4 separate regions of the Homo sapiens genome follow, and regions 1, 2 and 3 are each linked to region 4. The links are chromatin contacts, found by Hi-C or POLR2A ChIA-PET in ENCODE. All regions are on one chromosome and are shown on one strand. The core of a region is the stretch at or near the end of the contact, and the rest is flanking DNA. Distances in the headings are between cores, read along the strand shown. Region 1 overlaps GALNT16 (polypeptide N-acetylgalactosaminyltransferase 16). Region 2 holds the start of SLC8A3 (solute carrier family 8 member A3). Region 3 holds the start of PLEKHD1 (pleckstrin homology and coiled-coil domain containing D1). Region 4 holds the start of SRSF5 (serine and arginine rich splicing factor 5).

The links. A loop is a pair of places that touch in the nucleus more often than their neighbours do. ChIA-PET counts read pairs that join two places held with the same protein, here RNA polymerase II (POLR2A). Pooled maps may share reads with other maps.
Region 1: a map with no recorded cell type shows a loop between it and region 4 (20-fold over the local background). The contact joins the enhancer-like site here to the promoter of SRSF5 in region 4. A Hi-C loop is called at or near these places in 3 of 37 single-sample maps with no recorded cell type and 3 of 50 pooled maps.
Region 2: a loop to region 4 is called in a map of psoas muscle, with 17 times the contacts of the local background. The contact joins the promoter of SLC8A3 here to the promoter of SRSF5 in region 4. A Hi-C loop is called at or near these places in 2 of 168 maps with a recorded cell type or tissue (gastrocnemius medialis and psoas muscle), 5 of 37 single-sample maps with no recorded cell type and 7 of 50 pooled maps. POLR2A ChIA-PET finds 5 or more read pairs at or near these places in 3 of 52 experiments (A673, WTC11 and activated T-cell).
Region 3: a pooled map shows a loop between it and region 4 (3-fold over the local background). The contact joins the promoter of PLEKHD1 here to the promoter of SRSF5 in region 4. A Hi-C loop is called at or near these places in 2 of 50 pooled maps. POLR2A ChIA-PET finds 5 or more read pairs at or near these places in 4 of 52 experiments (BJ, GM12878, OCI-LY7 and 1 more).

The regions. Positions count from the first base shown.
Region 1 is chr14:69,352,396-69,357,699 of GRCh38, reverse strand. GALNT16 (polypeptide N-acetylgalactosaminyltransferase 16) reads right to left here. Exons shown (of 15, transcript NM_001168368.2): 15 at 3,234-5,304. Among named protein-coding and RNA genes, the nearest start is that of ERH, 43 kb to the left of the region's middle. RefSeq lists enhancers at 2,857-3,356, 3,387-3,486. Within about 2 kb of position 3,164, at least 8 of the 41 ENCODE cell types and tissues checked have a DNase peak (open chromatin) inside an H3K27ac peak, as active enhancers do.
Region 2 is chr14:70,187,547-70,193,194 of GRCh38, reverse strand. It overlaps SLC8A3 (solute carrier family 8 member A3), which reads left to right and starts at 4,244. Exons shown (of 7, transcript NM_182932.3): 1 at 4,244-4,816. It also overlaps the pseudogene LOC646548. RefSeq lists silencers at 4,270-4,599, 4,670-4,809.
Region 3 is chr14:69,480,485-69,486,071 of GRCh38, reverse strand. It overlaps PLEKHD1 (pleckstrin homology and coiled-coil domain containing D1), which reads right to left and starts at 1,344. Exons shown (of 13, transcript NM_001161498.2): 1 at 958-1,344. The coding sequence starts at 1,106.
Region 4 is chr14:69,765,601-69,771,000 of GRCh38, reverse strand. SRSF5 (serine and arginine rich splicing factor 5) reads right to left here and starts at 3,859. Exons shown (of 8, transcript NM_001320214.2): 1 at 3,746-3,859; 2 at 2,719-2,863; 3 at 2,327-2,397; 4 at 2,105-2,203; 5 at 1,750-1,819; 6 at 461-534; 7 at 1-6. The coding sequence starts at 2,844. LOC100289511 (a long non-coding RNA gene) reads left to right here and starts at 3,288. Exons shown (of 1, transcript NR_029378.1): 1 at 3,288-4,718. RefSeq lists enhancers at 1-486, 2,933-2,982, 2,979-3,743, 3,853-3,902, 3,943-3,992.

The DNA of each region.
Region 1 (5,304 bases), core at 1,915-4,414, 410 kb after region 4:
CTTTGTTTTCAGATGGCTTGAGGGGATCAGAAGCAACCTGAGAGCCAGGCAAAAACAAGTCTTTCCTGGAACGCCTCCACCATGAGTATCCCTTCTCTCCAGAGAAGGATCACTAATTCCCGTACCAACTAGACCCACCTTCCCGAAGGAAGAATACCGAGCCCTGGAGGAATGGTCCCTAGCTCAAGAAGCACAGGCTGTGTCTGTTGGGGTTGAAATGGCTCCCACAGCTTCCTTCTAGAATTCTCCTGTTGTAACAGGCTGGTCTACGTCACCACAATGCTGCCTGCAGGGTAAAAAGCCCAGGCCACCCAGCAAGGTACCAGCTGAATTGCCATCTCTGCTAGTGTGGCCAGTGGACTTCACCAGACCTTATCCAGTCCAACCTTTATCCAGCCTGAGGCAGGCATTGCCTGGAATGTCATTTCAAGCTGTCCTGGAAGCATCATCTTCTGGAGAGAGAGCACCAACTCACTGACGCTCTGGGTGAGAGCTCCCTCTCCTTGCTCCCATAGCTCCTGCCTTCCCCTGTAGCTTTTATCATGTGGTATCACAGTTGCTGCTGATTGGTCCATCTCCTCTGCTAGAATATTTGTTCTCGAGGGCAGGGACCGTTTCTGTCTTGTTTACATTTGTGTCATCACCCCTAGCAAAGTGTTTGGCATGTAGCAGGCACTCAGAAAATGTTTATTAATAATAGTAATGACATATTGATTAAGCATTTGGAAAGGGCCAGATGCTTTGCGATCAGGCTTCACAAAAAAATCCTTTACGGCTATGAGTACCCCATTTAACAGGTAAAGAAATCAAGGCTGAGAGATGAAATAACTTATTCAAGAGCTCAGTCAGGCGCAGTGGCTCACGCCTGTAATCCCAGCACTTTGGGAGGCCGAGGCGGGTGGATCACGAGGTCAGGAGATGGAGACCATCCTGGGTAACACGGTGAAACCCTGTCTCTACTAAAAATACAAAAAAAATTAGCTGGGCATGGTGGTGGGCGCCTGTAGTCCCAGCTACTCGGGAGGCTGAGGCAGGAGAATGGCGTGAACCCAGGAGGCAGAGCTTGCAGTAAGTGGAGATCATGCCACTGCTCTCCAGCCTGGGTGACAGAGCAACACTCTGTCTCAAAAAAAAAAAAAAAAAAAGAGCTCACAGCTGGCAAATGGCAGAGTAGTGAGGGATCCAGCTGAATGGGTATTTTTTGAAGTTGATTTGAATTTTTATTTATAGAGATAGGGTCTCGCTATGTTGCCCAGGCTGGTCTCGAACTCCCCTGGGTTCAAAGGACCCTCCCAATTCAGCCTCCTGAATATTTGGGATTACAGGTGTGAGCCACTGCGCCTGGCTTGAATGGGTCTTAAAGACCCAAGAGTCCGCACCCCTAGTACACTCTTCTCCACGCTTCACAGGGCTGAATTAAGCAGGAGAAATTGTCCTCAGATGGCTCTGGAGCCTCAGTCCAGGTCGGCTACTCAGACAGCCCAGCTGCAAGCCCAGGAGAGTAGGCCCTCCCCTGATCCATCTCCAGGTCTTTCCTAAGTGCCTGGCAGTGAAGACCTCTTCCCATTAGAGAAGCTGGCTGGGTTGCCCCCTCCTTCTGGAGGAGCACTGACTCAGACCATCACAGGGACACACAAATACCAAACACACTGAGAACATTGTTGGCAATGAAATTACAGACGTTATAAATGCCAGCCTTTCCCTTCCAGGTTTCCTTTCCTGTTCCCTGGTGGGAGAAGGACCACACCCCATGCAGTGCTGGGAGACATCCCCCGCAGGCCTTGGGGTGCTGGAACCCTGGGACGACAGTCATATTGTCCAGGTTATTTCTCCCAACTGCAGATGGAGACAGCCTTCCTGAGGGGCCAGGGGGAACAGCCCTTGTAAAAACTGAAGCCAAGTCACAGAGGCCCAGGGATCCTCAGGAACAGCTCCCTGCTGTACAAATGGGAGTCTGGCCCTGGTGCAGAAGTCCCTTCTGCTGCCCTGCCCATAGGCTTTCGGGGGACTCTCCTGCCAGTGACGTAACTGTTAATACCCAGCCTGGGGCTTTTGCTGATTCCTCCAGGGCCTGGCTAAAGGCTGACAGCCTTATCTCCTAGGGAAAAAACTGGGTGGCACAGAAAATGGGCTTTGGGAGAGGTAGGTTTGGAGGAGAGCAAGCAAGAGGAGAGAGCCTGACTCAGGAGAAGCAAGCACCAGAGCCCTCCAAGGCTGAGGGTGAAAATAGATGGAGAGTGGAAATGGGGCTCAGCGCGCCAGGAGGGAGCCCTGAGTAGGCGGTGGGTGGTGGGCTGTGCTCCCTGAGAGGACGGAGGGGTGGATGGGGGAATGGAGGCTGCAGCCAAGGTCTTTTACAGTGACTTGCTCCTAAGCCCAGACCAAGCTGGACATTGTAGCCAAGGTGTATTCTCTGCAGCCAGCTAGGGCTTTGCTCCAGGCTCCTCAGGCCCAGGGGTCAGAAGTTCTGGGTAACTCCAGATCAGCAGCCCCACGGCAAAGTGGGGCTGAGGGCAGAAATGGTTGCGTCCAGGAGAGGCTAGTGGTGTGCTGGCCTGCCAGCTGCAGTTCATATGTATGTTGAAGCAGCGTTTATTTTTACCTGGGTAGGTTCAGCTTCTGATCACAGACATGGTGGGGGTTTTCCATTGGTTTCCATGGGAACATTAGGCAGAGCATCTGCTACCCAATCAAGCAAAGCTGGTCTGGTAAGACTCTTTTCAGAATTATTTTGCTGTTTTTACCCAGGAAGTATGTCCTGCCTGAATTTGTACCACTGCCTTCTTGTGTGGTAGAGCAGGGGAGGGCAGCTCCGAGGGGACAGGCCTGGCTCACAGGGAAGGAGAGAGGGCTGGCTAAAGGCAAGCACGGCGGCAGGGCAATACCTATTTGGAGAAGCAATTTGCTTTCCATTTCTAAGCCCCAAGTAGAATCCCATAATGAGGCCACAGGAGCCTGGGCTCCACCTGACCTGTGCTGATTCCTGGTTTTGGTCCAAGGCCTGCCCTTGCAGTAGGGCCACCTGTTGGCCCCCACCAGAGCAGTCAGGAGTTCCTGGGGCACCACAGGGCATGGAGGCCGACGAGCAAGCTACCAGGTGCAGGACAGGGCTAGACTTGAGCATGTTCAGTTTCACTTTTACAGAAAGGAGGCCCGGACTTTCCCCACGAGGCGGGGGAGGGTGTGCTGAAGGGCTAGGCCTGGAGGCAGAAAGGAAGGCGCTGGTGCATGTGGACATGTAAGAAGTGGTTTTATTCCAGGTGTGTGTTTCATAAAGACGAGGTCCTCAAGGACAGCTAGTGGCACATGCTTTGGTCAAGAAGAGGAAAAGCAAAAACAGAACAGGGCTGCGTTGCCACAAAGGACCGGCTGATAAGTGCAGAGCCTGATCTGACCACAGCAAAGGACAGAGAGACCCTCTTGAAGGCCCTCTGGTCAGCAGTCCTCTTACATTCAACAGGCGCAGCCCCGGCTCCCCAGCCCCAAAGGTCCATGCCCGAGTGTGGCCCAGGCCTTCTAGTCCATCCTCTGGGGAGAGGCCTTTGCCCTGGGCCCAGTTCTGTCCTAAGCTGTGGCAGGAGGCTTCCCAGATGAACAGGGGATCTGAGGCTGCACCTGGCTGCGGAAGAAACATCACGACAGAGGACAGGCAAAGCATGGCCCTGGGAGCGAAGGGGCCTGCGCTGGCAAGTCCAGAGGGGTGCACTTGGGCACGGGAGTGCTGCCGAGAGGACGCTGGTGAGAGTCAGGAGGCGAAACTGCTGGAGAGCCCTCCAGAGCAGGTGCTGCGGACCACAGACACTTGGCTGCTGACCCCAAGGGCCGTGTGGAGGGAGCAGGCGATGGCAGTTTGAGCACGCCAGGGAGGAAGATTAGGGGGTGGCAGCTTGGGCAGACAGTGGCTTCAATCCAGAGCAGAGGTTCAGGCCCTTTGGGGATCAGGGACCTCTTTTAGAAGCCATGGACTTTTTCCCCAGGAAAATGCATGTATGCACACACATGCAGTATTTTAGGGACAATTTCAAGAGATTCCTAGACCCTCTAGAATCCATGAACTCTATGGGTATGTGGATCCTTGGCCTATGAAAGACAGGGGGCTCCTGTGGTAGGTATATCTGCCCCAGGCTGGTCTGCTTTGTAGGGGAGACCCCCAGGGTCCTGGTACCAACAGTCATTTGCCCAAGAGCCAGTGGGGTGAGGAAGCAGGGTGTGGGGATAGCAGGAGCAGTTCCAAGACAAGGCCGTGGGGTAGATGTGTGGATGTGTTCTCAGCGGCTGTGAAAAGGAACTGGGAGTTCTCTTCACAAACAGGAGCCACAGCCAGCCTCCCAGCACAGTGCAATAGCTGACCCTTCAAGAAAATCCCTCCTGTAGTAGGGAGGGGAATAAGGGTGAGGTTGAGCCCTAATGACTTAGGGGCTCCTGTAGCGGGGAGGGGAATAAGGGTGAGGTTGAACCCTAATGACTTAGGGGCTGTTCTTGGTCCAGAAGGGAAGTTCCCTTCTTTCCAACCACCCATGATGCTGTATTGACAGAGGCAAAAACCTTTGAGAAAGCAGGAGTCAAAAATGACAAATGAGGCTGGGACTACTCAGGGATGTGTGTGGCTACCCGTCCTTTCAGTGGGTCCTGGCGGCAGGGACAGGGCACTAGCTGTTCATTAATGCCCGAGAGAGAGGTCTCAGCCTGACACATGGCCAAATAGAAGTGGAGTCTGTTTAATAAACTACGCCCGAATCTTCCCCTAAAGATCCCTCTGCAGCCTCTTGCTAAGAATGTGGGCACCCACAGGCACAGGACCGGAAGAGGCAGCGTCGGGCTCAGACCCTGGGGCTGGTAAAGTGTGGAAGGGACTGTGTCCTGGGTAAGAGACCTTGTTCTTTTGGTGCTTTGCTGCTCTTCTATCCATGTTCATTTGCAAATTACCCATCCTTTGCTGCCAAGACACCATCCGTCCCCACCCAACCCAGTGCCACCCTGGGCTTGGCATCTCTGACAGGTCACCGGGCTTCTCACCTCCTTCCTGTTCTTCAGCTACCCCTGCAGGCTGCCCCTCTCCCCTTCCCTCTTCCCAGCCTTCAGCCTCTCCATCCATGCTGCCCAATTTCCCCTGGCCCTGCCTGCCTGCACAGCTGGGCCTCATGACCCAAAAGACCCCTGTGTGGGCTTCTGTCCTTGCTTTCTCCGGGCAACAAGGGAGAGACCACACACTATTGTCCCAGCCCCAAGAAGCGCCAAGGGAGAGGACAAAGGGCCAGGGGCACCTACTCAGTCTCTACCCAGCAACAGTCCAGCACCCTGACC
Region 2 (5,648 bases), core at 2,995-5,494, 420 kb before region 4:
CAGATTGTATAGTCCAAGGGCTGTGGAATGCTGGCACCTAGGTTGCTTGTGAGAAGAGACACTGTGGCTTGTGTGGGATGCAGTGCCACTGGTGGCCAGGACTGGCAGGTCGTCTGCTTATGAAGTGCCTGAGGCCCCGCTTTTGGAGAGGCACTGACTTGTGGAGTTCTGCAGCATAATGGCAAATACTGGGGCCCCACCAAGAAGCCATGTGGTCCCTTCCCACTATTCATCCCATCTGCCCTATTACTTGCTGCTCAGCCTCTAGAGAAAGGGTATTCTATGACAAGGACTCACAGAATTAGGGCTACTATGACAAAATACCAAAGACTGAGTGGCTTAACTAACAGAAATTATTTTCTCATAGTTCTGGAGCCTAGAACTCCCACATCAAGGTGTCAGCACATTTGATTTCTCTCTCCTTGGCTTGCCTTCTCGCTGTGTCCTCACAAGGTTGTCCCTCTGTCTGTCTGTGTCCTAATCTCCTCTTCTTATAAGGATAGCAGTCATAGTGGATTAGGGCCCACACTGACGGCACTGTTTTAATTTTATTACCTTTTTAAAGACCCTGTCTCAAAACCCAGGCACATTCTGGGTACTAAGGGCTAGGGCTTCAACACACAAGTTTTGGGACACACAATTCAGTCCATAAAAGAGTCTGTCTAGTTCTTACCAAGCTCTGTGACTGGGCTGAATCCTGTAGCTTCTCGGGTCCTGAGTTTCTTCCCAACTTGAAAATGAGGTTTGTGGCTCTTGCTCCCAATGCTGATGTTACACAGCTTACTTTCCATCTTCCTTGTGAACATCTCCTTGGGTTCCAGTACAGCTAGATATAAGTAACAATGGCAGAAATGCAAGTACGGTGTCATTACATTTAATGTTTTCCAACCCTGTATGCATGTAGTGGGGAGAAAAAAAGAAGTGAGAATGTCCAGAGTTGAAAGCAGTCTGAGACTTCATAGGCCACGTGAAGGTTGGCTGTAGAACTTAAGATGGGAGAGAAGCAGGGTTGGGGGAGAACAAAAGTAGGGGAGAAGGAGAATTGATATATATTTGGGGATTGGTCTGTACCAGAAACTGTAATCTCACTGAAGCTTCACAACAACCTCACGAGGTGGGTATTATTATTATTAATAATAATAATTAATAATAATAATAATAATTATTATTATTATTAATAATAATAATTATTATTATTCCCATTTTACTGGTGAGGACACTGAGGCTCAGAATGCAGAGCTGGGCTTTGCTATTTCAGTCTACCTAGAACTCAGAGGAACCTACGCAAGTCAGCTCTGCCGACAGCGTTGGTTGAACATGCTTTGGCACCTCTTGCCTTCCTCCCCGCAGCATTGCCCTGTCACAGGTGACAAGAGGAAGACAAGGTTCCTGTCTGTTTTGTTTGGTAGTTCTAAAAAAATGACATGACCAATTCTGTTGTTGTTGCTGGTTCAGTTTTAGTGAATAGGTAATGTTCACTGAAAATATATCAATAGATATTAACAAGCAAACAAATAAAATTCTGGCACAAGCAAAACTAAGCCACAGTGACAGAAAGCAGATCAATAGTTGCCTGTGGGAAGAGCGGATGAGTATAAAGGGGCCTGAGAGGACTTCTGGGGGAGATGAAAATGTTCTATGTCTTGACTGAGGTTGTTGCTCTACATGTATGTACTTGTATAAAAACTCTTCAAACTATACACTTAAAACAGGTGAGTTTTTAGTAGTAGTAGTGATGTTTGGATACCTGTAACTTTATCTCCATTAGAAATGTCAGATATTTTAATATCATCAGTTAGTTTTTGCAGGTATCTTGAAATATTATTCATGTTCCTCACTACTGGGATAGTTTTGCAGATTCATGTTCCTCACTACTGAGATAGTCATTTAGCCTGTGCACTAGACCTTGCTTTTGATGCCTTCATAAAGCATAGATCAGAAAAAAGGTGAGTTGTTGTATGTAAATTACACCTCAATAAAGTTGATTGATACAAAGAGAAACAAAATCACCAGAAATCCCACCACCAAGAGATAACCACTACCATTTTGGGGTTTTTATGCTGCCAGGGCATTCATCCCCACCCCGCCACCCCCGCACATGCTGTGTTACACTGTGTTCTGGGGTTTTTTTTCTCTCTGTCTACGATATATTATAAAAACCTTTCCACACCAGTACACAGAATGCTGCATCTGTATTTTTACAGTGGTAGAATACAGCATTATGTCAACAAAACATGTTTACTTCACCAATTTGTTGTGTTGGAAAATTAAGATGTTTCCAATTTTTCACTCTTAAAAACACTACCATGAATATCCTTGTAACTAAATATTTGAGCATATCCTTAATGATTGCCATAGAATAAATTTCTTCCAGTAAAATTACTGGGTCACAGGCATTCACGTTTTTAAGGAATTTGATGTATCTTTCAAAATTGCCCTACCTAAAAACTCTATCAATTTAGGTGCCCATTAGCCATCTCTTTGTCTCTACTGTAGACTCTCAATGTGTAGACTCAGCATTGTGACTCTCCACGGGAGCAGACACAAGGTAAGTCCCAGTAACTGACATATCCTGAGATCCCACAACTTTAGAAGCTATTGAAACCTTTCAAAGTCAGTCCCAGCCCTAACTTTAAATGAAATTCAAGACCCATAAAGGTTCAGGGGTCTGAAAGCACTCCTACTGCTCCTACTGAGCACATCCAGGATTCTGACTCCGGACTCAGGCCAGAAACCACCACACAGCTTGCTAACGGAACACTGAGTCAAAGGACCAGCAAAGACCTCCTGCCATCTCAGGCTTAGAGATTCCCTAGTCTCTACACCCCCTTAATCTGTTTGAACCAAGCCTTGCTCCAGAGCAGCCGGGCAAAGGAGCCAGGGATCTCAGGAGTCACACACACTGTTGACGTCTCAGCACAACTCCGGTTGGTTGCATTTTATTTCAATCCTTGGCTCTGCTGCACGTGGCCTTGGGATGGTTATTTAACCTAAGGCTCAATTTCCTCAACAAAAAAATGGAGTTGGTAATTGTACCTAGCTCACAGAGTTTTAGTAGGATGGCATGAGGTAATACAATCAAATTCACTAGCACCACTCCTGGCCCTTAAAAGGTGCTGCTATTTGGTAAGTATTATTATCATTTGTTGGCCCCTCACACTTAGCCTCAGGCAGCAGAGAGGCCTGAAAGAGAACAACTTCCTGCCCTTACATTCTGACTTTTCTGCACTGGTGTCGCTACAGAAGGCCAGCCACCAGGCTCATTTTAGATCTGCCTAATGCCACCGATAAGCTGAGGGCTTGAAACCCCATTCTTAGGAGTGGCTTGCCCACCCCGCATGCCTCTAGGACCAAGCCTGACAAATATAGCAGAAATTACAGGCATCTGATTTAAGGCTACGTGTGTACACTTCGCCTGAGCCAAGCCCCAAGCCCTAGTCCCGCTGCTGCATCAAAGGACCAGCTCTCTTCCAGCCTCCAGGCCCAGAGTAAGCAGCAATTTGGGAGGCAGCCCCCTCTTATTTTTAGCTTTAGAAACCCGAAAAGCCAACATACCAGAGCTCACCCAAGCGTCTCTCACAAACTGTTGTTTGACTTGGGTTGAGAAAATGACAGGCTGGGTTCTGCACCAAGAAGAGAAGAAAAAAAGAGGGGGAAAAAAGGAGTTTTCTTTTCCCTCCGCTGCCAATCTCCATCCCCCTCAACTCCTCCCCTAGGCCTGGGTGGACCCTGCCTGGGTAATAGTTCCCTGCTATATTTAAAAACCACAGATGTGTTTGGTGGAGACTTAATTTCGGAATTGCAGGCAGCGTCTCCTGAGGACAAGGGGAAAGCCGGTGCCGCGCGCCCGCCTGCTGCCTGGAGCTCCCAACTCGGCGGAATCCAGGTCAGGACGCGCCGCCGTTTTGACGTGCTGCCGGCCGGGAGGCGCGGGCGCCAGGCTCCAACGACTAGGGTGGGTGGCCGCGGGGCAGGGGTTGGATCTGAATTCGTCCCTCGGGGGCTCTGGATGCGGGATGCGGGATGCGGGATGCGGGCTCGACTTCCTCGCTGCTGGTCGAGGAGCGTTCTGAGAGTCTCCCCTCCGCGCGCGAGGATAAATATGCGCGGCTTGTCAGTCAGTGCGGCGCTGTCTCCCAGCTGATAGGGTGACGTTCCGTTTGGAGGCTTGGAGATTGGCTTTTTGATTTGGCTTCTTCCGGCAGCTTAATGGGCAAAGCTCTCCGCTCGCCCAGAAACCAGCCTCTCCGCGCGTCCCCTCTGCGCGCGGCGAGGCCGAGACGTCTCCCGCGGTGACAGCGTGCAAGGCGGAGACCCGGCGCGCTCCCAGCCCAGGGAAAGCCCAGGCGACGCGACCGCAAGCCCGAGCCCAGGTCCCTCGGAGCCGCCAGGGCGCGCCGGGCTGCTTGCCTTCCTGCCCCTTCCTGCAGGAATCCCCCGCCGCCCGCGGCCGGGACTCCGGGCCTCTCCCGGGCGTAGATTCCAGTCACCGCTCTGGGTCGGGGTTTCCCTCTTTCTGAAATCCGTGCGGAAGGACCCCTCCCGGGGCCCCTCGCCCTGGCCCCAGACACCCTCCCTCCCAGACCCCGCGCTCCAGATGCGCTGCCCCGCAGCTCCCTGACAGCTGCGAGCCCACGAACCCCGGCGGGAGGGCGGCGGCGGCGGACTGACATGCCCCGGACGCGGCTGCGGCCGGCGGGCAGCCCGCGGGGGCGATGAGCCGCTGCGACCGGTGAGGCGCCGGGCGGCGGGGGCATCGCGTACCTTCCTCACCCCCCTCCCTTGCCCACTCCGCTCGGGAGGCCGAGAGGAAACGGTGAGTAATGGGGTGAGCCTCCTGCCCTTCCCCCTTAGCGGGCAGCCGAGACATGGGAGGTAGAGGTTGGGGGGCTTGGGATGCCCCTAAGAGGATCCCTGATTGTGAGTAACGGGGTTAAGTTATTTCTCAAGATCATTCATATGAACCGCCTTCCTGTGGATTTAGTGCCAGGAGAAGTGGGGTGAGGGTGCCCCGGAAAGTGTACATTGTGTATGCAGTGTTGGGGGGGCAGATCTGGCAGAGTGGGTGTCTACAGGAGGGTGCCGCCGGGTGGGGAGGGGCAGAGAGAGATGCCTGGGCAGGTGGGTACAGTTGGATCGTGAGCATGCTGGGTTGGTAGCGGGTGCTGTTTGGGGAGACTGACTGCTGTGTTGTGTGTGCTGGATGCATGTCGGCATATGTGTGCCACCTGGGCCAGGGCGTGTTGTGCTTCTGGTGCTGTGAGTGTCCGCCGGGTTTGGGGGCTAGCAGGGAAGCGCGTTATCCACTCGGCGCGCGCCCGCGTGCACATACGCACGCACGCGCTCACCCCAATCTCGGGACTCCACCGCCGCGGGTCGGGAGCTGCAGCCCCAGAGCACCCACCGCTGGGGCCAAGGGGGCGAGGGAGAAGGAGGGTTTCTCCAGTGCTGCACTCTCCAGCCCCTGGTGGTCTGCGTGATCCGGGACTCGGTGGAGAGAATCGAAATATATAACTAACCCTCCCCCGATCCCCCAACACACACGCGCGCGCGGACACACACACACACACACACACACACACACACACACACACAGTCAAAGCCCTGATTCAGAGGCTAGCGCTGCTGCTCCTACAGGCCCTGGCTGA
Region 3 (5,587 bases), core at 95-2,594, 280 kb after region 4:
ACCAGTAGTGAATCTCAGAACTGAAATTGACTGGAGAGTGGAAACTGTCCAGAAAATGGCCCACAGCACCTGCAGCCAGTTGGGAGCTTCCTGCAAGTCCAGGGCTGTGAACTCCCTCTTCCCTCAATACCTCCCAGGCTAATTTGTAAGTGGAGAGTGGCTACCGATGTCCGCGGAGTCGCGTCTGAGTTGGGGACCAGGCAGCTGGGGCTGAAGGATGGTTGGGACTACCCTGTCTCTCTCCACCACCCCTTTCAGAGGATCAATCCTTGGCAGAACCAATCTATCCCCTCCTTCACTCCAGCTGCCTCCCTCCTTTCCAGCTCCTCCGTCTGAAGCACTAGAATCTCTCTTCCCTGTGCTCACTTTTAAAAAAATTATTTCAAGGGACAGTTGGAGGGGTTGCCAAGGTCACTTCCCCATGGACAAGCACCCTTCCTGGCCCTTCCTCCCTCCTTAGCCTGAGCCTTTCAGAAGGGCCAGGTCCCTCTCCGTCTTAAGGGTGGGTGGTTGGCGGGAGGGAGACACTCAGGCCCGGTCCTCGCGGCCTGGGTCAGGGGTTGTGAAGACGATGGAATTGACAGTGGGGGTCCCGGGGTTGGGGGCATCTTTGGCTAGAGATGGAGTTTCTGCCTCCCCTCAGTCTGGCCTGATCTGACCTAGCTGGGATCCCACCCCGACCACGGTCTCTTCTGCCCACACCCAACATTCCCACTCGAGGGTCAGGTTCATTCCATAGAGAATTTGCCACCGCCCCAGGGCAGGGGCCCCATCTCCATTCTCCCGGCCCAGACTATGGTCCACATTTTCCTGCGGGAGCCAGTGTAGAGTGAAAAGGGGTGACGCCAAGGTCACACAGGAAAGCAGAGGCACGACGGCGACTGGAGGGGGTGGGAGGGGTAACGACGCCCAGGCTCTCTCCCCGGCGGTCTCCTTGGGGCGCGGGGGCGCACTCACCGCCGGGACCACTTGGCCGACGGCCTGCCGAAAGGCCTCTTCCACAGCACGCCGTAGAGCTGCACTTTGGTGCTGATATCCAGGGCGTCCGAGTCAGCCTGCTCCAGGGACGGCGAGGGCGACACCGAGTTGGACTTGGACGTGAACATCCTGCCTCAGCGGGGCTGTGCCCGGCCCGGACCCCACCTCCCCGGGGTCAGCAGGGACTCGGGGCGAGAGGCGAGGGCGGAGCCGTCGGAGAGCGTCCCAGCGAGCAGAGAAGCAGAGCGGCCCGGCCCGGAGCTGCAGCATCAAAGCGCGCTGGGCACTGGACGCGGCACCAAGGGGGCGCAGGGCGCGTAGCCGGCGGCTTGGGCTCCGGATTGCAGAGGGCCGGGCGGGAACTCCGCGGGGAGGGTGGCTCAGCCTCGGGCCGGCAGCATCTCCTCCCCTCCCGCCCTAGCCACCCACCCCCCCGGCGACAGCCCCAATTCTGGTGGCCCCGATTGGCTGGGAGTGGCAGGTGAGCCGGCGGGAGGCCGGCCTCGGGCGCCAATCAGGGCGGGCGCCGGCTGGAGGGCCGGGCTCCGTGCGTCCAGAAGGTCCCTGCGGGTCGCAGGGCCCGGGGACTTGGCCGCAGCGCGTCCCCGTCCCCGCCCCGCGCGCCCAACACCACCCCGGGGTCCCTCTCGGCGAGCAGCGCCGACATCGAGACGAGGGCCACGTCCGCTTTGCAATGGGGTTGGAGGCACTCCTGCAGACACCTGCTCGCCTCGGGGTGGAGGAGAGGACGGAGCTAGGGCGTAGGGTCACACACTCCGGCCTGGAATTCCACCGCAATTCCTACCGCTCCGTGAACTGCGGCGGTCTGGCTTTTCTCCCCAGTGAAGTGGCGATGCCTGATGCCCCGGGCAGGCGGGTGGCCAGGTAGGACTTCAGGAAGTGCCCAAAGTGCCCGCATGGGGAGGGGCTCCATCAAGATTGGGTTCCCCCCAACCCTTCCCCCTCAGGTGGGTTTCACTGTGCTCCGCCGCCGCCGCCTAGCGCGCATCGGATCGGATTTCTCTTCCTGGAACCTGACCGTGTCTGTGTCGGCATTTGGCACTCAACGCCAGTCTGGAGCTATCCGTGCAGTGTGTGTCCGTGATTTATCTGCGCGCCTGGCCCGCGCTCCCTGGGACCAGCTGTTCCATCCGCTTCCGCTCCTTTCGGAGTTGGCGTTTGGGGTGACCGGCTCATTTTCAGGCCAGGGAGATGCCGGCCGGGCCCCAGGGGACCGCCTCCTCCCGGCAGGTGGAAATGCTAGGCTGGCACAGCTGCCTGCCCCGCGCCACCTGCCAGGCGTGGAGACCGCGCAGTGAGCGGCCGCCCGCCAGACCACGCCGCAGTCGCGCTTTTCCAAGATGAGGAGCCAAGGACGCCTCTGGAAGTCGGATTGCAACAGAAGTTTACAAATGGTTAGCCCGAGAGCCAGATCCACATTGCTTTATGAATTTGCCCCAAGTTTTTAAATTGAGGTATACTTCATGGTAAAATGCACACATCTAAGTTATTTCTTTGATGAAGGTATATAAGATGTAACCCCACCCAAAGCAACAGACAGAACATTTCCATCACCTGCAGAAAGTTTCTTCATGCCCCTTTATAGTCAATCAGCCCCCCAACAACAACCACTTGTATCATTCTTACCACCTCTGCACAGTAGACTTAAGTCTTTGAATGTAATGCCTAAAGGCGCATCCCCACAGGCCCCATCATCCCCTATTGTCTGACCTGCCTGGCCCCTCTGCAGGCATTTGGATGTGTGACGCCCACTAGATGTTCCCCAAGGCCATGCTAGATCTCCCCATTTTATGACTCTAGCTAATCATCACCCTGGTACTCTTCCCTTAACCCCCTCTGGGGTTCCCAAGCTCAGACAGCATCCCCTTGTTGCTCACTGTCAAGAAGTGCCCATCTGAATTCCTTGCACTTCTCTCATGGCTCAGGCCCCCATGCAGAACATCTCAGGCCAAGCCTTAACACAGGGCCCGGGGCTTGGCTCCATCAGGTGGGAGGAGGTGGGACTGGGAAGATGATGAGAGCCCGGGGCCAGAGTACAAAGTGGACATTTTCTGTATATTTTTTGTCTATTTCTGACACATGGTCTAATGCTTGGAAATCTTCCCACTTTAGGAGCCCTGCTTTTCTTTTCTTTCTTTTTTCTTTCTTTCTTTTTTTCTTTCTTTCTTTTTTTTTTTTTAGAGAGATGGGGGTCTCATTATGTTGCCCAGGCTGGTCTTGAATTCCTGGCCACAAGTGATCTTCCCACCTCAGCCTCCCAAAATGCTGGGATTACAGGTGTCCTGCTTTTCTAAGATGAAAGCTAGAAAACTTGTGTTAGGAGCCTGTGGTCTGGAGTTCACCAGTCAAGGGCCCCTGACTTTGAGTTGCAGGTAACAAATGTGAGGAAAAAGCATACACAGGCTTGCACTTTTCAAGGGAACATGGTGGCACATGCATCTGACGTGCCTTGGGTGACAGCTGTGTGCTCCTGGGGTGGCAGCAGCATGTGTGGTGGGTACCACAGCAGTCATGGGGAGGTGGGCTCCTAGTAGTGCACAAACAGCAGCAGCAAGAACTCAGGGGCAGCTGCAGCATTCTCATCCAACAGCTTCTGCAGCACTTCTTAGATATGGTTCCTGGAAGCTTTGCCTCAGGCCTGGCTCCCTGGCTCTCCCAATATCCTTTTAGTACATTCATTTCTTTTCTGCTGAGTCAGGTCAGTTGCAGCTTATGGCTGCTGGTGATGAGGACTAGTGGTGAGTTTGTGAGCCATGTGGGCCAGAGAAAGGCAGGATACCTGCAATCATTCAAAAGAAGTCCTGCACGGTAGGGCCCAGTGAGCCCAGATAATCCTGGGGAAGGCTGATTCCTTCAATAAGAGAAGTGAAGCACAGGTTTCTTCAATGACAAAGAGCAACCAATCTTTACCTATTCCCTCTGCATACAGGACGTATGAATAGACCTCAGATAATAGCAGTTAAGGCTGGGTGAAAGGAAGGCTCTGAGGCAAACAGCTGGAGTTTGATCAACCACTAGATACTTGAGTGGTTTCTGTTCCCCTTGACTAACCAGCCCAGACTGCACCAGGTCAGCCTTGGGAGAAGCTGTTTCTGCTTCCATTGTGTTCTCTACCTCAGCTGGTAGGCGTGCTGAAATCCTGGCTGAGTTCTACAGAAGACAGAACAAGCCAGGTGCCAATCCTGTGCGCTAGACCAAGTGGGTCAGGGCCGCCCAATCTTGCCAGGAAGTAAGTGAGACCAGTCAGGGGTGAAAACTCAGGATCCCTAAGTGCCCTACACTGCTCAGACACAGAGCTGATGTTCTAATACATTATTTACAACAGACACATTTCATTTAATTTTTACTATAGACCTATGAGGTACATACATATTATTTTTAGTTTTCCAGATGAGAAAAATAAAGTTCAAAAGCGTTGTCTACGTAAGTCACATAGCTAGTAATTTCCCAGAACATGATATAGGTCCTAAATATGTGTTGAATGAGGGAAAGTGACAAGCTGAAGTTTGGCCTGAGTCCTTAGCCCTTCCCCTTCACCTTGCAGCACACTGTCATGTGAAGTGAAGTGCAGTCTAGGAAATACTAGACCACTTTCAGTCTTTCCTCTCTTTTCAGGAATTTTTCTCAATTGCCAACTCACCTAGGGCTCAATTTCCTGTAGAACTGACAAAGCAATTCTACGAGTGCTACAGAATTTTAGCTGTGCTCAGGGATAGACTCCTAATGAACATATTTTTTTGTTGTTGTTGTTAGAGACAGGGTATCACTCTGACCCAGGCTGGAGTACAGTGGCGTGATCATAGCTCACTGCAGCCTCGACCTCCTGAGCTCAGGTGATCCTCCCATCTCAGCCTCCTGAGTAGCTGGGACTACAGATGCACGCCACCACATCCTGCTATTTTTTATTTATTTATTTATTTTAAGAGATGAGGTCTCACTATCTTGCCCAGGCTTGAACATACATTTTTATAATATTGTTTTATCCGTAGTCTGCAGGCAGATGTGATAGTCCCCACTTTTCCATAAAACAAATATTAGCATGGCCATTTTAAGTGACTAGCCCATGGTAAGGAAATGTGTGAATACCGTAGGGAATCCATCTCTTCAATCTTATATTTCAGGCTGCGCGTGGTGGCCCATGCCTGTAATTCCAACATTTTGGGAGGCCGAGATGGGTGGATCACTTCAGGTCAGGAGTTTGAGACCAGCCTGGCCAACATGGCGAAACTCCATCTCTGCTGAAAATACAGAAATTAGCCAGGCATAGTGGCGCATGCCTGTAATCCCAGCTATTCAGGAGGCTGAGGCAGGTGACTTGCTTGAGCCTGGGAGGCAGAGGTTGCAGTAAGCCAAGATTGTGCCATTGCACTCCAGCCTGGGAGACAAGAGCAAGACTCTGTCTCAAAAAAGAAAAAAAAAAATCTTATACACAAGGGTATTATTTAGCCCACTAAAACCAGGAATGGGCAGGAAACATTGCCTAATAGAAAATGGTGACAGAGGTCACCTGGAGTCATCGTTATTGGACTACCATGAGCCACAGAAGCTCCCAGCAACCTGGACAAAAGTGGCTCTTCCCATAGTGCCA
Region 4 (5,400 bases), core at 2,610-5,109:
ACCACCCTAAAATGGAAAACAGCCACTTTTAAAGTATATACATCCTGTAGTCTCACACATTGCACACAGCAGTCTAGGTAAGTCGTTTCTATGTTCACTTTTGCTATTGCTACTATTGAGTCTTATTTCTGGATAACACAGCATTAAAAGAGCAAAGTTTTGGCACTGTTATACTTTGAGCCAATTCATTGTTGAGGGGGTTCCCTATGCACCGTGGGATGCTTAGCAGGATGCCTAGCCCCTACTGACTACATGCCAACAGCATCCTCTCTCAACCAGTTGTGACAACCAAACTTGTCTCCAGACACTGCCAAAGGTGTGGGGGGGAGGAGGGAAGCAGCAAAATTGTCTCTGGAGAATCTCTGCATTCTAACATATTCAAATTTTAAGTCCTCAAAACTAAGTTCACAGTAAAATTTTCCGGATATTTTTAAAGACTTTCACAGTTTCCAGTACATACCCTTCATTTAATTTAGGTCGGTGTGCATCCGCAAACGTTACTTCCCCAGCTTGTCTCATGAAATCTTTGAGATCCTTAACACAAGATAATTGTGTTAAGCAAAGAAGAGGAAAGGGGACACACAAACAATCACATGATATAAAAAAAACAAGACTACTGAAAGAGAAGATGTTAGATAAAGTACAAACATGGCATTTACCACACTTGTATTCTATCAGAATTCAAAAATTATCTATGTCAGGGCACGGAATAAGCAAATAGCATATTGCTTTTAAGCAAAATGCTAAAAGAAATTCAGATTTTAACATTAAGGTAGTATTAGTCTATGCTGAGCTCAGTACAAAAGAAAAAAAAACAAACAAAAAAACAACAAAAAAGGAAACAGTACATATTTTTAAAGTAAAGACTAAAGTAGAGAAGTTTTATTTAAAAAAACAGAACATTTACAAGACACCAGTTATTTTGTGCCCCATATGTCATTAAAAAAGTTTACTTTACCTTTATTATTATTTCCCTAGGCTAGTCAAGCAGCAAACCATTAATCGGTCGGAGAAACCTTCATGACATATGCCCGACTGGCTCTTCGCCACCCACTTGAAGGACACTACCCAATCGATGGAAGCCTTTAATCGCACAGCCCTCCCTATTAGCGGACTATTGGCGGATGCAGACATGTTCTACTCGAGCAGTTACCAAGGACCACTTTACTGCGATCAGGATTCCAACGACCACCTAATTTCGTATCTTTCAACTCTTTTCGACCGGACCTCTTATTCGGAAGCGTTACAGGAAGACAGGTCTCAACTTAGGGATCAGATCACGTTATCAACGCTCTGGGATCGCTGCAACCTGGCACTTCAAGGAAGTGCACCGATAACGTCTAGACCGGCAAACACAGATCTAGAGGTGGCCAACTGATCACTGTAGGAGCTGACTGGCAAAGTCAACCAGGCCCAACCAAGAGTGACCAAGACAACGATTAGGATAACCCACAGGCACTCCTCGTCATAAGGCCAACGACACAGACAGGCTGGCAAATAAAGGGTTTAATATTTGGTTAAAAATTGATTTTAAAAAACAAGAAAAATATCCTCAAAACATTTACATTTGATCACTAATATTAAAGTTCAAAATATCCCCCAAATTACATTTAATTAAATGTTTAAAATTACAATTCCATTAAATCCATTAATTTAAAACTACTTTTAATAAAACAATACAACATTAGCTACCCATTAACTTTTTTAAAAAGCCACATCAAAATAACTCAAAACTGTATTTCAACAAACCTGCCAGCTGACTCTTGAGGATAAATTCTCAACTATAAGACGATTTTCTGTTCTTACAGGTGGAGCATTTCTGAGGAAGAAAATTCGTATTCACAATGGAAGAAATGCAATGACAGCACTTGTGTTCAACTGTGGGCAAGTTCAAGCCATCAGATATCACAAGCCATTCTAATGACTTCCGTCAATAGATTTGTGTTCTATGACTCATATAGATTCATCAAGAACAACTGGCTAACGTGGGAATAGAAGAACAGATTATACGGCAGGACCCAAAATCATCACTGCTAATGACTCCTGAATCTTAAATGCTACCCCTACAATAATTGTTCAATGCAGCCATCCACCCTTCACATACCGTCTATCATTTCGAGGTCTGCGACTACTAAAACGGTCAGAGTATCGTCCTCTACCTCTTCCACCTCGTGACCGAGCCCTAGCATGTTCAATAGTAACCCTACAAAAAGGGAAGAAAAATCTCCGTTACACACTTAAGCTACATAAATCTACTTAGAAAAATATGCCAGCAGACCCAGTCTGCTCTATGTCCCAGGGTTATCTAGTTACACAGGAATCTCACCTTTCACTACAGAGTTCTTTTCCATCAAGCTCATACACAGCATCATCTGCATCCCTTGGATCCTCAAATTCCTAAAATGTAAGCATAAGACTCTTAACATTGGCTTTAGAAGAGTATTCTACAACACATTAAGAGCACTGAAATCAGGAGACAGAATGGGAAGAGTATCTTAACGACACTGCCATACAGTCAAACCTAATCAAGGAGCCACTGGGAGTGGGGTTCCAGTGAGCCGGCAAGTTAAAGTTGTTTTCAGCCTCAATAAAATTCAGACATAAGGCTGGGTAACATTTTCTGAAGGCAAATATTCCACCCGGACTCAAGATCGAAAACAACTGCTTATCAAAACTCTACCTACTTAGCAGATAATTCACCCAGTTCTAAATACTTACCACAAAACCAAAGCCTCTTTTCAGATCAATATCTCTTATCCGTCCATATCCCTTGAAGAATCTTTCCACGTCCTTCTCCCTGGCCGCTGGATTTAGTCTCCCGATGAATACCCGACAGCCACTCATGATGTCCGGCTAGTACTTCCTATTAGAAAGTAATTCAATCGAGATAATAGCAATGACTGTCACAGAGAAACGCCTGATTAAACAATCAAAAACATCAACGGCATAAAATGTTTACACAGTGATGTTATGAACGAGATTGCCAACAGAGCCTCTAATGAGGCCAGGTTACCTGCAGACAAAATGAAAACCCAGCTCCCTCCCAACACGGTCCGCTACTGGGCCCAGACCGCAGCAACCGCAACGCCCACTGCCACCTTTCCAACTGCGCAGCCGCACACTCTCCGGGCTCTCCGGCCCCCTCCCATCTGCCGCAGTTAGGAAAGGCCGAGAAGTGCGGGCGGAGCCGCCCGCGCCCTCCGCAAAGCCAGCCCAATGGCGGCCTCGCGGGCGCGTCACAGCGGGTGGAAGCCAGAATCTCGCGACGCCTCGACCGCGCCTGCGCCAACAGCAGCGGGCGGGCGCTCTGCGGCCACAAAATGGCGGCGGTGGAATCAAAGGCAGCAGAGCTGCGCGTGCCAAATTCCCTCTTCCCTTCTCCTCCCAGCAACCCCCTTCTCGGGGGTCACTGCGGCCGCCCTACAAAAGGCCCAGCCGCATCGCCAGCAAAGTCAGGGAGATCCCGGCCCACTATTCTACGTGTCCAGGAGATGAAGACATTAAGACTGGCAGGGACGGGCGCACAACCGCTGTGTAAAAACGACCCGAACAGTGACCGCCCTTTCACCTCAGTACCCCTCAAACAGTATGCCAAAAGGGAGACGTGCCCCAGCGCCCACCTCGAATCAACTGCGCTCATTAGACGCCATCCTCCGCAAAGAGAGCAGCCCCGGCCGCTCACGATCTGAGCGGCCATGAAGAAGCCTCGATCCGAGAAGGCTTGCCCTCAAAGTGAGCCACTCACCTACCGGACGGGGTCTTTGGCGGCTGAGACCCAGACAGGTCCGTAGTCTGCGACGGAGTCGTCGACCTCCACGCAGACCAGGACTTAACTCGTCTACGCCACTCCACAACTGACGCACTTAGCAGCTCTGGCGCTCCACAAAATGGAGGGCGCGTCCTACGTCACTTCCGGGGACGCCCCTGGGCCTTGGGTCCACCCCGTTGGACCTAGGGAAGACGGAAGTTTTGGGAGGGCCGGAAATTTAGGAGGATGTGGGCCTCTCTGACACTGCGAGTGACCGAACCCTGCTCCCGCGGTGGGTGGGGTCGGGGGCGAGAACTCGTTTGGGCTCGGCCGGCTGGTGCCGGAGTCTGGAGGGACATCTGTTGACGTCGTTCGCCCCTGCTAAGTCCTTGGCGTTCGGTTCATCATCATCTCTCCCAGAAGAGTCTCCTGAGAAAAGTGGCAACCCTTCTTGTATCTAAAGTTTTTCTTAGACACCCAGAAGATTACTAATTAGGAGAAACTTAGCTTTGCAGAAATACCTGGCCTTTCCTTAGCTCTTGCTGCTTGCAATTTAAATTTGCCCTCAAAGCAGGGAGCTCCTAGATGTTCGAGTTCTTTTTTCAACCATGCCACAGCTGTGTGGTTTTGTTGTGGTGAGAAGACTAAGGCACTGAAGTATTTTTTAAATGAAAGGATTTTCACTGATGAAATGTTGAAAATGGGACTGCAGCTAGAAGGCTGTCTTGAATTGAGGCTGGAATACAGATTTCTGCATGTCCGTCACTCTGGGAGAGTGGCTGGAAGAGGTTTCAAGCTGTTTTTTGTTGTTTTTTTTGAGACAGTCTTGCTCTGTCGCCCAGGCTGGAGTGCAGTGGCGCGATCTGGGCTCCGCCTCCCGGGTTCACGCCATTCTTCTGCCTCAGCCTCCCGAGTAGCTGCGACTACAGGCGCCCGCCACCACACCGGCTAATTTTTTTGTATTTTTAGTAGAGACGGGGTTTCACCGTGTTAGCCGGGATGGTCTCGATCTCCTGACCTCGTGATCGGCCCGTCTCGGCCTCCCAAAGTGCTGGGATTACAGGCATGAGCCACCGCGCCCGGCCTCAAGCTGCTTTTAAGTCCAAATGGTATTTGGTTAATCCTCTCCGTTCAGATTTCTGTAATGTAACACATGAAAGTTTACAATTCTTTAGAAACAGACAATGCCGTGCTTTCAAAGTGGGTGTAAAACACAGCCCTCCATATTAACTCCCGCGTTGTCCCGATAAGGTTGGTAGACCTAGAAACTTAGGCATAAAGAGATTGCTTAACTTCGCTTTAATGCTTTTATGTAGAACCCAGTGCACCCCATTTTTGAGAAGTGCCTGGAATGTGGAGTTGCATGCTTGCAACTAGAGTTAAACAGAGAAAAAGTAGTTCCGGAAGGAGAGCAACTGACCCTTAACTCGACCTCAGGGGCCTTTAGGCACTCAGAACTGAAACTTGGATAGTTTGTAAGGGATAAGCTTGTCCATTCATAGTTATATGTACAAATAAAAAGAGCCTCAGTGAAGTTAGTTACCTATAATGTGGGAGTTAAGGATGGGTTTATAACACAATATGTATTTAATGTATTTGTTCAATGAAAAGAAAAAAATGTTACCTAGTTGTTGGCCTGATGAACATTGGCA